Linked DNA regions of Homo sapiens: region 1 is linked to region 2. A link is a contact called in ENCODE Hi-C or POLR2A ChIA-PET data. All regions are on one chromosome and are shown on one strand. The core of a region is the stretch at or near the end of the contact, and the rest is flanking DNA. Distances in the headings are between cores, read along the strand shown.

What was found. Hi-C counts contacts between places; a loop is a spot of excess contacts on that map. ChIA-PET counts read pairs that join two places held with the same protein, here RNA polymerase II (POLR2A). Pooled maps may share reads with other maps.
Region 1: a map with no recorded cell type shows a loop between it and region 2 (6-fold over the local background). The contact joins the promoter of NEMF here to the promoter of SAV1 in region 2. A Hi-C loop is called at or near these places in 2 of 37 single-sample maps with no recorded cell type and 16 of 50 pooled maps. POLR2A ChIA-PET finds 5 or more read pairs at or near these places in 3 of 52 experiments (H1, HEK293T and WTC11).

Annotation. Positions count from the first base shown.
Region 1 is chr14:49,847,551-49,854,272 of GRCh38, reverse strand. It overlaps NEMF (nuclear export mediator factor), which reads left to right and starts at 1,485. Exons shown (of 33, transcript NM_004713.6): 1 at 1,485-1,578; 2 at 2,398-2,466; 3 at 2,608-2,710. The coding sequence starts at 1,520. It also overlaps RN7SL3. RefSeq lists a silencer at 376-435 and an enhancer at 1,239-1,478.
Region 2 is chr14:50,666,199-50,673,734 of GRCh38, reverse strand. SAV1 (salvador family WW domain containing protein 1) reads left to right here and starts at 5,429. Exons shown (of 5, transcript NM_021818.4): 1 at 5,429-5,861. The coding sequence starts at 5,768. RefSeq lists silencers at 5,192-5,761, 5,872-6,001 and an enhancer at 6,362-6,431.

The sequences.
Region 1 (6,722 bases), core at 236-2,735, 820 kb after region 2:
AGTGATGTTGTTGCTAGATCACATGGTAATTCTATTCTTAATTTTGTGAGGAGCCTTTATACTGTTTTGCACAATGGCTCTACTAATTTACATTCCCATCAACAGCATACAAAAGTTCCCTGTTCTCCACCTTCTCCCCAATGCTTTCATATTTTGGGCCATTCTGTATGGTTTACTGTACCGTATGACAGTAATGCTGTGCAGTATGTGCTATAGCCATTTTTGCATCTACTGGTACCAGTTCTGAAATAGCAGCGGCGCCCTTTCTGTTTAGAGTCGCCTTCTGGTGGTAGGAATTCTGGTTGCTACCATGTGTAGCCTGCAAGCCTCTAGCAGCTCTTTTGCAGCGACGCCGAGCGCCGGGCGCGGTGGCGCGTGCCTGTAGTCCCAGCTACTCGGGAGGCTGAGGCTGGAGGATCCCTTGAGTTCAGGAGTTCTGGGCTGTAGTGCGCTATGCCGATCGGGTGTCCGCACTGAGTTCGGCATCAATATGGTGACCTCCCGGGAGCGGGGGACCACCAGGTTGCCTAAGGAGGGGTGAACCGGCCCAGGTCGGAAACGGAGCAGGTCAAAACTCCCGTGCTGATCAGTAGTGGGATTGCGCCTGTGAATAGCCACTGCACTCCAGCCTGGGCAACATAGTGAGACCCTGCCTCTTTTGAGTTCTCACCTTATAAAGTAGCCTTTCTTCCCATGCATCTATCCTAAGACAAAAGAAATGCAGAATTTACATTCTTACAGGACTATTTTCCTCACTACACTGTGAATCCCCCCTCCCACCCCACCCCCATTGGGAATCTTCTTGTTTTTATTTTTATCTTATTTCACCATTATCTAGCTAAACACTTGCACATTCATGCTGCCAAGTGTTTATGGAGCACCGATTGTACACCAGGTACTGCGGTGAGTCTCAGGGGTACCAAGACCGAGGTTCGATGAGAATCCTGTAATCAATTGCAGAATGCTCCTTCCGAGAGCAGGACCCATCAAAATAGGAACTCCGTTTTGAGAGTTCGCCTCGATCGTTGAGGATAATCTTAGAAGGACCGAAGCAGTTCCGTTTCGTTACATTTCAAAATCTTATGTCAAAGTAAGCGCGCAGAAAGGGGTCCTTGCTCTTCTACACTGAGCCCTACGGCCCCCCTGTGGGGAAATACTCCTGATAATCATCTCGAAAATTGTTTCGACCAGCAGGGGTCACTATGAAGGCTGACTTGAGCCCAAGACACAATGGGGCACGGTAACCAGACTGGTCCGTAAGGGTTCCAGGAAGGAATGCAGTTTCAAGAGAACAGTTTGAATCTTTATTCGAATTTGAATTTTGGTACAATGAAGAGAGTCAGCTGCAACTTGACAATCGAAATCTTCAGAAAAGCGACACAAATACGTTCGCCTCGAGGAATATTGGGTCTTCTGCGCGGCCGTAGAGCTCCGCCAAGTGCGCCTGCGCGGAGGAGAAGTGGCGTCGAGTCCGGCCGGGCAGTAGAGGAACTTGCGGTAGTGACCCTCGGGCCTCGCCATGAAGAGCCGCTTTAGCACCATTGACCTCCGCGCCGTACTCGCGGAGCTGAATGCTAGGTACAGTACCCTAAGTGACGAGGCTCGTGTGGGGAGTGCAGGAGGCAGAGGCCGGAGTCCCATGGCGCAAACAGACCAGCTTGATATGTTTCCTTATTTCCTAGTGCGTCTATGGACCTGCCTAGGCCTGAGTGGGCAGGCGTGTGGTGTCTTTCCCGTGACCCTTAGGATACCCCTGGGGGTCCCAGGCACCTCGTGCCCCATCCCCCGCGTCCTCCCAGCTCTCTGGCTTGCCCCGCTAGCGCGAAGCTCTTGCATTGTTGGCCTGGGTTGTCCGGGTTGGGCAGGAAACGTTTGTTAAAACACGAGACGCCAGAGTGGTCGTTTGCTTCAGAGGTTTCCAGACTGGGGGCTTGGTTTCTTGAACACCTCCCTCCCCTCACCCCAGAGAGAGAGAGAGCATCGCGGTTTTAGCTGGATTGAGCAGATTTGGACTGAGATCTGGATTCTAGTCTGGATTCTATTATTCAGCCCTGTGAGCTTTGTCATATTTTCGGGGCCCTCTTTTATCTTTTTTTTTTCTCCCTTGTAATAAATTAATTGGATTATATTTTACTGTATTTCTCCCCCAAAATTGGGTCATTTGGAAGACGCAAGCTATAGTGTGTTGTTCCTAGAGCTGATAGACCACTTCTGTTTTTAAATCGTTACTCTTAAGTTTTGAACTGAATCTCCAAATGGCTTTCAGACTCTGCTCCTCGGCTGACTCCATATCCTTAGAGACTGAGATCCGCTCTTTCGAAGCTTTTATTAAATTATGTGTAGTTTTATGTTTCAGACAATAGTGTAACATGTTACATGTTTCCTTTATCTTTGCAGCTTGCTAGGAATGAGAGTAAACAATGTTTATGATGTGGATAATAAGACATACCTTATTCGTCTTCAAAAGTAAGAACATTTTATAGGCTTATTTTCTCTTTGACAATTAAGTATGAGATTACTGATTTTTTTTAACCTACATTTTAAGCCTGTTTAGCAATTAGCTTTGGCATATACCCTAAAGAAAAATTCGACTTTTTTCTTCTACAGACCGGACTTTAAAGCTACACTTTTACTTGAATCTGGCATACGAATTCATACAACAGAATTTGAGTGGCCTAAGAATATGATGCCGTCTAGTTTTGCCATGAAGGTAAACTTGTTACGCTTGAAGCTAAATTTTAAGAGATTGCTCACTAACAATTAAGTTTTTAATTGGGGTTTCCTTCACTGTTACGAATAAAGTGCAGATAAAATGAAGGTAAAGGGAGTGGTTGACAGATAATGGGTTGAATAAAGTGAATATTTATTAATTGATTTCTCCCCATTACCTTTCACATCCTGTTCTGCTCCAGATCTTCTGTTTCCACAGTCACTATTAGAGTTCAAGCTTTTATCACATTCAGCCTTACAGTTCCTTAACTGTAATTCACTTCTCTGCATCAAAACAATTCTAAATTAGACCAACGTTAATTTTTTTGTTTTTGTTTGTTTGTTTTTTTGTTCGTTTTTGAGAAGGAGTCTCGCTCTGTCACCCAGGCTGGAGTGCAGTGGCACAGTCTTGGCTCACTGCAACCTCTGCCTCCCAGGTTCAAGTGATTCTCTTGCCTCAGCCTCCTCAGTAGCTGGGATTACAGGCGTGTGCCACCAGACCCGGCTAATTTCTCTATTTTTAGTAGAGATGGGGTTTCACCATGTTGGCCAGTCTGATCTCAAATGCGTGACCTCAGGTGATCCGCCAGCCTCAGCCTCCTGAAGTGCTGGGATTACAGGCATGAGCCACCGCGCCTGGCCCAACATTAATTTTTTTAAAGTATAATTTTCATTAGTTACCTCACCTTTTATGGTTTCCTGATTTCTAAATCCATATTCTATAGCCTAACATTCTTGGCTTTCTGTGTTCTTTCTCCTCCCTGCCCCACCTTTTTTTCCTAGTCTTATCTTCCAGAGCTCACTTTTGTGAGTCGTATTCCTCTGTACCCAGTCAGTATTTTTTTTTTTTTGGAATACTCACTGACATTAATATGTTACTAAGTCTTTTTATTTTTCTGTTTTGTTTTTACTATTAAAACAGATTTTTACATGGGTGGGCATGCTACCCATTCTTTTATTGATGTAACATATAGATTGAAAATTCATGTGGTACACGAGACTTTCGAGTCACATATACTTAACTTTGAATTAATAGCTTTGTCAGAAAGTAATTTTATAACCTGGAAAAGTTACTTAACCTCTTGGAATTTAGTTTCTTTAAATGTAAAATGTGGATAGTACCTCCTTCATGAAATTATTGGATTAATTGAAATGATATATAAAACACCTAAAACAGACCAGGTGCGGTGGCTCATGCCTGTAATTCCAACACTTTGGGAGGCTGAGGCAGGTGGATCACTTGAGGTCAGAAGTTCAAGGCCAGCCCAGCCAACATGGTGAAACCCTGTCTCTACTAGCCAGGCGTGGTGGCACACACCTGTAATTCCAGCTACTTGGGAGGATGGGGCAGGAGAACCACTTGAACCTGGGAGATAGAGATTGCAGTCAGCTGAGTTCGCACTGTTTCACTCCAGCCTGGGCGACAGAGCGAGACTCCATCTAAAAAAAAAAGAAAGGCACCTGAAACAATACCTGACACATATTAGAACTCCATACATGTTCATTTCCTTCCTGCTCCGCTCCTTACTTTGGCAATGTATCTGTTATGGCATTGAGTTATTTCATTAGAGGCTTTACAGAGAAGAGCTTTACCCCCCAGCAATTTAGAGTCTGTTTTGGATTACAAATTAGGTAAGTGTTTCCATATCACAAGGGCTTTCACAAAATTCTCAGATTATTAAAGTTTAATTTATTTAATAGTAACCCAAAATAGTTCTTTTGGGGCCTGTCCTTAATAATAATGACAATAATAATGCTACCTGTTGTGTAGCACTTTTTAAGGCAGATGAATAATATGTATTTCATTTAAGTTGTTTAGCAACTCAGTGGACTGTGAAGAACAAATACAATTTCAGTTTTATGGATGAGGTAACAGGCCAATGAAATAGGACACTGGGATTGTGTAAACATCTCCAAATCAGACTACACTAATAGGTCAGTCACTTTAAAAAATACTTAGAATTCTATGGGTTAGGTGTACGTGTCAATCTAAATGTATAGAAAGATTTCCTCAATGGAGCAGACAATGTTAAGCACTTTATAAATCAAAGAGCTGTTACTGTTGCATGGCACAGGCAGAGTTATGTCTATTATGTGATAAATCACAGTGGTTGTTCCAGTATTCACATTTGGGGATGACAGCTATAGCTTTGTGGCACACAGCAGCAGGTTGATTTCACCAAGCTGTTGATAGGGAAATGAAACAAGCTTTAAATATGTACTATGTGTCCATCTGTACTCTCCATGATAAATAATCCCCTTTTTACTATTCCTTTGTGTGAACTTCTGTCCTTTCAATGATGCCTTTTGTCTTTATTTTTCTTGAATAAAATTATTACTCAGGGACTCTGGAAGAACTGATTGTGATTTTCCTCTAGGGATTTAAAGATAGCCCTACATGTAGGTTACTGTTTAATCAAATCAGTATAGGTCATTCTTAAAACTACTGAGTTAAGGAGGAGCAGATTGTTTATCCTAGGAAGTTATTCTGCCTATGTGAGTATATAAAATGCGAATTTCAGTCAATTTGGGCTATAAGGTCTGGAGAAGAACTCTTCTTAGTTATGAAAATGTTAGCATTAATTTTAATAATGAATTTATGTGTTTATTGTTGTTTTTTTTCAACCTTTGTCAAGGAGTGGATTTTTTGTCTTTTTTTTGAAGGTGGTCTTAGATTAACTTCTGTAAAATTTGTTTCGTATTTAAGTCTTTTTTTTTTTTTTTTTTTTTGAGACGGAGTCTTGCTCTGTCACCAGGCTGGAGGGCAGTGGCGCAGTCTTGGCTCACTGCAACTTCAGTCTCCTGGGTTCAAGTGATTCTCGTGTCTCAGCCTCCCAAGTAGCTGGGATTACAGGCACACGCCACCATGCCTGGCTAATTTTTGTATTTTTAGTAGAGATGGGGTTTCACCATGTTGGCCAGGCTGGTCTTGAACTCCTGACGTTGTGATCCGCCTGCCTCGGCCTCCCAGAGTGCTGGGATTACAGGCGTGAGCTGCCATACCCAGACCGTATTTGAGTCTTGAAGAAAGCATTCTTTCTTATTGGTCTTAACTAAAGGGTCTTTTATATTAAAAAATTAGAAACAATTGTAAGATATTTTAGAGGCTACAGAGTAGTCTTGTTACCAGTCCATGTCATACTTCAATATTTGTACAAAAAGACGGTACATGTAATCTAAAAGAGTAGGTATTGCCAAGTAAATTGTATTTGGATTTGATATACTAATATTATTTTAATTGTTAATAAGAAAAAGAACCTTATGGCCAGGGATAGGAGGAAGGGGATTTAATAAAGAATGAGAGTTATTACATTGGATTGAAATAGGTTATCAAAAGCTTAGAGACGATACCAGGAAAATTCTCTTTGGGTTATATTAGTAAAGTTTGTAGGAATAAGCTGGGCACAGTGGCAGGGCACTTGTAATCCTAGCTACTTGGGAGGCTAAGGTGGGAGATTGCTTGAGTCCAGGAGTTTGAGCCTTGCCTGGGCAACAGAGAGACTCTGTCCCTTTCTTTTTTTTTTTTTTTTTTGAGACAGAGTCTTGCTCTGTTGCCCAGGCTGGATTGCAGTAGTGTCATCTCGGCTCACTGTAACCTCCGCCTCTTGGGTTCAAGCGATTCTTTTGCCTCAGCCTCCTGAGTAGCTGGGATTACAGGCATGCGCCAGCACGCCCAGCTAATTTTTGTATTTTTAGTAGAGATGGGGTTTCACCATATTGGCCAGGCTGGTCTTGAACTCCTGACCTCAAGTGATCCACCTACCTCGGCCTCCCAAAGTGTTGGGATTACAGGCCTGAGCCACCGCTCCTGGCAAAGACTCTCTTAAAGAAAAAAAAAAAAAAAAAAAAAAAAAAAAGAATTGGTAGGGGTAACTGGATATAAGGTGGTGGACTATTTACAGGATACCATAAGCCATAAGCTCATGGTCCATAGTTGATATGTATTAGAAGTAGAAGATTAGTGGAAACAATTAATTAATTTTGAACATAAATGAAGCATACAAAAGGGAAAT
Region 2 (7,536 bases), core at 4,180-6,679:
GGGGCTGAAAGTCCCCACCCTCTAATCCTACTTTGGTCTTTCTTGGGTGACCAGCCCTTATTCTGAAGCTATCTAGCCACCAGTCATCTCATTAGCATACAAAAGACACTCTTCTGGAGATTACAAGGGTTTAAGAACTCTATGTCAGGAAACAGATGAAGACCAAATATATATTTCACAACATCACGAAGCCAAGTAAAAACTGATAATTGCAAAGAATAGTTTAAAAATAAAGTTGAAAGTGGCTGAAGATACGGCCCAATTCTGGAAGCAAAATAAAAGTTTCTAGGGTCAGAGAAGTCAAGATACAGAAAGAACCAGAAGGACAGACAACTGAAGTCCGAGGCCAGTGCTGCCAAAAATAGAAGACTCATTTTGGCTTTCTGTCAAGGTTTCAGAGGACCTCTAAGTCTAGGCAATAACAGTACATAAGAACAAAAGCTAAGCTCAGAGACACCGAATCTCCCAGCTTGACTCCTTTTGATTAGAATTGTGATACTAAGCTGGGCGCAGTGGCTCACGCCTGTAATCCCAGCACTTTGGGAGGCCAAAGCGGGTGGATCACGAGGTCAGGAGATCGAGACCATCTTGGCTAACATGGTGAAACACCGTCTCTACTAAAAATACAAAAAAAAAAAAAATTTGCTGGGCACAGTGGCGGGCGCCTGTAGTCCCAGCTACTCGGGAGGCTGAGGTAGGAGAATGGCGTGAACCCGGAAGGCGGAGCTTGCAGTAAACCGAGATCGCGCCACTGCACTCCAGCCTGGGCGAAAGAGCGAGACTCCGTCTCAAAAAAAAAAAAAAAAAAAGAATTGTGATACTAATTCTTTATGTTACTGGGGGGATGATTCATCTTACATAACAGGAGTTTAGGAACCCTACTAAATTGCTAATATTAAGCAATTATATAATATCTTCAGATCTGTGTAGACATTACACACCCTTATCCTTCATAGGAAACAACCAAAGTTTCTGCCTAAAGGACACTTAGGAATTTACCCTCCCATATTTTATTTTTTATTTTTTTGAGACAGAGTCTCACTCTGTTGCTCAGGCTGGAGTGCAGTGGTGCGATCTCAGCCCACTGCAACCTCTGCCTCCCTAGTTCAAGCGATTCTCCTGCCTCAGCCTCCAGAGTAGCTGGGATTACAGGCACACATCACCACACCCCGGTAATTTTTGTATTTTTAGTAGAGATGGGGTTTCACCATGTTGGCCAGGCTGGTCTCAAACTCCTGACCTCAGGTGATCCACCCGCCTTGGCCTCCCAAAGTGCTGGGATTATAGACGCAGGCCATCTCGCCCAGCCCCCTCCCATATTTTAATAGCAAAATTTTGGAGACTTGAAGAGCTATAATTGGCATAATTATTACATCTTCCTGAGACAGATTAAGTTTATCTTGTTATGTGAAGAAGAAGAGTGAGCTGGAGAGTAGACTAGAAGTTCCTCTCCTTTTTTCCTTTTTTTTTTTTTTTTTCTGAGGCGCCATATGTAGGGCTTATTTCCATTTTGGTTGTCTTTCTTGGATAATCTTTCACTGAATAGTTCACCCTTTAAAATTTTACATGCTTCCAACGAGGAAGTCAACATAGCATAAAGACCTTAGCTGTCTTTGAAAGTAACAATCTGGCACGAAATTTTATTTTTATGCTAATCATGATTTTATATAATGCTGATATTTTAATATTTTCTTTAATACTTGAATAAAGAACAAACTTTTTAAAGAAAGAAAATCACCAACATTTCTCTTATCCTATGAAGGTAAGTTTTTATTTTTGCATATTCCCTTCTGCCTACATGGCAGAAAACTCCAGGACTGAAAGACACTTTAGAAATCAAAGGGTTTGGCCGGGCACAGTGGCTCACGCCGGTAATCCCAGCACTTTGGGAGGCCAAGGTGGGTGGATCACGAGGTCAGGAGATCGAGACCATCCTGGCTAACACGGTGAAACCCCGTCTCCACTAAAACTACAAAAAATCAGCCGAGTGTGGTGGCAGGCGCCTGTAGTCCCAGCTACTAGGGAGGCTGAGGCAGGAGAATGGCCTGAACCCGGGAAGCGGAGCTTGCAGTGAGCCGAGATCATGCCACTGCACTCCAGCCTGGGCGACAGAGCAAGACTTTGTCTCAAAAAAAAAAAAAAAAAAAAAACAAATGGTTCACTTTCTTCATTTTCAGATGAGACAACTAAGAACTCAGAATGCTATGAGGTTAGCCCAGGGTCATACCTTATAGGCTCCACTAAAATAAATTTTAATACTAAATTAATTTTTTAAAAAAGTTGTTAAAACATGAGAAGCTCCCTAATTGCCAGTTTTCTCCACTAAGAATGTAACTGTAAGGGGAAAAAAAAAATCTCTATTATGGAATGCAGTATTAGCATTATTGAAGGCAATGTCTGGAGAATTACAGCTCCGTAGAACTACAGCAAATCTGAATTCCTTAATAAAAATTCTCAGAAGTCAAGGAATTTCTAGAAAACAAACATGAATTCAAAGCTTTTAGATTTAAGGATTCAAATTCAAAGTTCACATATTTGTTGTGCATTGCTATAGCTAATGCTGCCTGCACATTGTTGATTCTGGAATGTACCCTCCTTGATAAAAAGGCAAATTAGTTGTCTTAAATAGAGCACCTAATTAAGGCTTTCTCTCTGCTATAATCCACAGAAATTAAATAGCATTGTAAAAGGGAGTACTCTCTAAGGAACACAGACGGCTTTCAAAACAACTGTTAGAAACAGTCTGGACTCACATTAGTGGGATTCTGAATGTTCCGTAGCAGTAAAGAGCCCCAAACGGAAATTGAGGCTGGCCTGGTGGCTCACGCCTACAATTGCAGCACTTTGGGAGGCCGAGGCGGGCAGATCACTTGAGGCCAGGAGTTCGGGACCAGCCTGGCCAACATGATGAAATCCAGTCTCTACTAAAAATACAAAAAATAGCCAGGTGTGGTGGCGGGCGCTTGTAATCCTAGCTAGTCAGGAGGCCAAGGTAGGAGGATCGCTTGAACCTGAGAGGCAGCAGTTGCAGTGAGCTGAGATAGTGCTACTGCACTCCTGCCTGAGGGATAGAGCAAGACTCTGCCTCAGGGGGGAAAAAAAGGGAATTGAAAACTCCAGTTCTGATGCTATTCTGTCATTAACCAGGAATGTAATCTGAGACAAAACACTTAATTTTTCTCGTTCCTTTTTGATGTTGATGAGGTGAGCCTAGGCAATCTCAGAATTCTTTTTCAACTATAAAATTCTAGGATTCTTTCCTCCGCACATGTGAAAGGTGTCCCCGTACTTCAGGCTCTGGGAAAACTCCAGGTGTGAAGAGTTGCCTTTATTAACAAGATGCTAATATCCTTTTGTCCTTCTCTGAGGTAAGCCTTAGGCAGAAACCTGGCACTTCTTTGGCTCCCCCTTCCTCCTTCAGCTCCCGCCTTCATACCCTGATGTGTAACAAAACCCCATTGTGCTCTCACTTAAGTTTCATCACTCTTTCTTCTCCCTGCACACTATCAACGCTTTAGGACTCGTCCTTATTTCTGAACCACAGGAACAAGTAACTGTTTTTCTAATGTTTCTCTCAGAGTACACTCTGCTTCTAGTGAGTTCCAATTCTGTTTATTAAGATTTTCATACCCATGGCAGTGATTGATACTCCCACACTCCATATTCAATGTCAGCAAATTTGGTTGGCTTTCTTTAAAATATGTCTAAAATATGTCCACTTACCTCTCCACCTATTATTGCCTGGGTCCAAGCCAGCAATAACTTCTGACTGATCTCCCTTTTGCCCTTAGCTCCATTGTCTACTCTCCACACAGCATCCAAAGCAGTCCTATGAAAACATTAACTCAGATCATGTCACTCCTCTGCTCAAAGTAACATTCCTTACAATGGCCTACAAAGCCCTAGGTGCCGTGGCTATTGTTACTCTCTAACTGCATTCCCCATTCGTCTCCCCGTCTTTTCCAGTACATAAACCCTCTTACTGTTCCTCCAATCTGCCAGGAACATGGCCACTTGCAGCGACTTTGCACTTGCTGTTCTTTCTGCCTGGAATATTGTTCCTCCAGTTAGCTGCATGGCCAATTTCCTCACTCTGTCACTTAACTCCAATGTCACCTCCTCATGAGCCTTCTCTGGTCCCTCTATTACCCTCTCAAAAATTGTGAGTCCTCTCTTATTTTCACTTCATCACTTATCACTATCTAACATAGTATGTTTTGCTTATTTTTTGTCATTTTTTTCTCTTTCCCATGACAGTAGGGATTTTTGTCTGTTTTGCTTATTGCTCTATCACAAACGACTAGCGCAGTGGGTAATGAGTATTTCCTGGTTAATGAATGAATTGTGGGAGATCTGCACCAAGGGAACATATGGAGACAGACACTAGATCAAATGTCTCCTTTGTTTGCTCATGGTAAAACATTTGACCATCTTCTTAATCTTACGTGGTAAAAAATTCCATGTCTTTTGTTAATTGTGATATATGTCTTAGATCTCTTGTGAGATGTTTTAGATCTCAGGGAAAGCATTCCTCATTATTAAAGCATTAATTTGGTCACTAGGGGATGAATCCAATCTTATTTTCCAAATGTTATCCTGTACATTTGGCAGTCTTGCTAAGTTATATAGAAGGAAGTAGAGTCTATTATTTTAGATAGAAAATTCCCGGTCCCGACTCGCAGTGGTCAAAGTCTTCAAAATTCTAAGATCATAACACATAACGTCAGGAGGAAATATGTGGCTATTAATCATACTAATGATAGTGATGATGCAATAAAATAATTGTAATATGCTAACACCAATTGTATCTTAAAAAGAGGTACTGGAAATTCCATCTTGCATTCTTCCGTTTTTTCCTGTTATAGAAAAACGCACTCCCTGATACTCAGTAGAGGATCAACTTATTTCTAGTTAATCAGCATGAACGTTTCCAGCAGAATAGATGCTTTGGTGTAGCACTTGCCTGGGAGTCATGGTTAGCATTCCGCATTTTTTAGAGAGCTGAATTCAGCAGCCTAGGAAACATTAGGAAGAACACCTTCAAACAGGGAACAACGTCTTGGGGGGAAAGAGAGTCACTGCCTCCGCTAGGGATCCCGAGGGGGTACAAAAGCAACAACAATAAAAACTCGTGGAGAGTAGGTTCCACGACATGCGCATGCGACGAACTCCCGCACTCAGCGGGGCAGGTTTCGTCCTTCATCTTCTCAGTCGGCAGGACCTGCTTCTCGCTGAGGATGAGTGAGGACAGCCGCAGCTCGGCGGGGACGGCCCGGTAGCCTAGAGCGCCGGCACCCGAGTCCCGCCGCCGGAGCCGCGCCTGGAGCCGCGGTGGGGGAGGGGCAGCGGCGGCCCGCGCTGCGTCGAGCTTCCCAGAATTCCCAGCGGCCGCGGGGAAAGTTTACGGGATGTAGGCGGCGGCGGCGGTAGTGGTAGCGGTTATTCGGCGGCCCGCGGCGGACCATGGCCCTGGCCCTGGCCCGGCGTCGCTGGGCTTTCCTCACGGCGTCCCCGAGCAGCGTCGCAGAGCGGGCCGACTTCCGGGAAGGAACTGACCAGCGACTGAGCGGCGGCCGGCGCGCTTAGCGCCCTGAACATGCGGCAGTCCCTGCGGGCGACCCCGGGCTCCGGACAGGCGGCGGCGGAGGCGGCGGCTCGGGAGGGAAGGAGGCGGCGGCGCCGGCGGAGGTGGCGGCGGAGACGGCCGGCGCCCGGCGCGGAGCCCTAGGGAGGCAGTTCAGCGCGGCCTCGGGCCTCGTCGAGAAGGATGCTGTCCCGAAAGAAAACCAAAAACGAAGTGTCCAAGCCGGCCGAGGTGCAGGGGAAGTACGTGAAGAAGGAGACGTCGCCTCTGCTTCGGAGTGAGTGTCAGGCGGGGCGTGCCCACACCTGGCCCAGGCGGCCAGGTGCTCCGGGGACCCTGGCGGGGGCGCCGGCGGGTCTCCAGGGCTTCTCCTTCGTCCTTGGTCGCGTGAAATACTGGTTTTGAGATTTTCTTGTGTCTGAAGTGGTATTCGTTGATTGAAAGCCCATAAGAGTAAGAAACTTGGGTTAGTCCCCCCCGCGCCTAACCCCCCCAAGAGCACCCCCTAAAAATAACAGACTTCCTCGCCCCACCAGGCAGAGTTGTTGGTTTTGATTACTGGAAGAGAGAGTAGGAAACATTTAAATTGCTTATCACCTAATGCTATAGGAGTAAAAGTAATTAGACAGGGACACTTTTTACTCTTTTAGATGCGTCGAGATGTGCGTCATGTTTGCAAACATTGCGGGTGTCTCTCGACTGTGCTGCAAGTTGTGCGAACTCTGGGGCAGAATTCCTTAGTCCTGCTGCCGGATGCAGACTTGAGAAGGTGAAAAGCATACCGTCGTTCTTGTAGCCGCCACCCAAAGCCTCATCACTCTTACACAGCAGAGCAGAGAGCCAAAAGCCTTTGTATTTGGCTATATTCGTGAGATTCCAAGAAGGCAACTCAAAATAATTTCTATCGTATTAGAGAACCCCCCCCTCGAAAAGTTTTTTTTTTTAATAGGGTAGATCCCACTCCCAATCCCCACCTCCGGTCCCCCGCTGCTTTTCTTCTTAATGTAAGTATTTGATTTTTGAGTTGAATCTCTTGAATTTTTAATTCTTGTGTGTTCAGGACATTTGTGAGGCATGGAGCTGGTATTTTGGTGCTCTTACTGCGCCCTGGGCCCTTTGCTTAAGTTTCCTTCTTGGAAGCTGGTAGTAACCTTGTGACTTAAGTATTACCTCATATTGTAATTGGGAAAGTTAGGTTTCTAGTATTTGCCCAAGATCACACAGATGGGAGAGCATGTTTTTCCATCATAACCACATTGTCAGCCTTCCAGATTTATGGTGGTACTTGCAATACTTTCAACAAAATATATGTCAGTTGAGTACATCAGTAACTCGAAACTTGATTTTTAAGTTGTTTTTTTTTTTTTTTAACAACTTGATTTTCAGTCACACATGCAGTTAGGTTTCTGGCTGTTTTTAAGTGATAGCTTGCTGTTTGCTGCAAATAAAGTTTATCAGACATTACTTGAAATCGTGAATTATGTTTGTCACACTTTTTATTATACTTTAAGTTCTGGGGTACATGTGTAGAACGTGCAGTTTTGTTAATGTTTGTCACAGTTAAGCAAATAACTTTTGATCTACTTTGTTTTGTTGTCGTTACATCAAGTGTTGAGCCTTATTTATTCAGATATTTGTTTCTGTCCAGTGTTAGTTTCTGAAGCTTATTAATATGAGTGTCTCCAATATTGTTTACTTGATGAATAATAAGAGGGTCTGCATATTCAGGTTTTTGTCTTGTTTTAAAGGTATTTGCTTTCTAACTGGGAATGTCTTAAGCTGTTTTCAAGTTTCGTGTTTAAAAGTACTGTATCCTAAAAGCTGTTGTTCTATTATCTACTATTTTGAATTATAATTACATAGTTTCAGGCTTGGTTTTTTGAGCCACTTCTACATTTGTGTGCTTCTTTGAAATGAGAGCTTTTTATTTTCAATTTTCATACATAAATTTT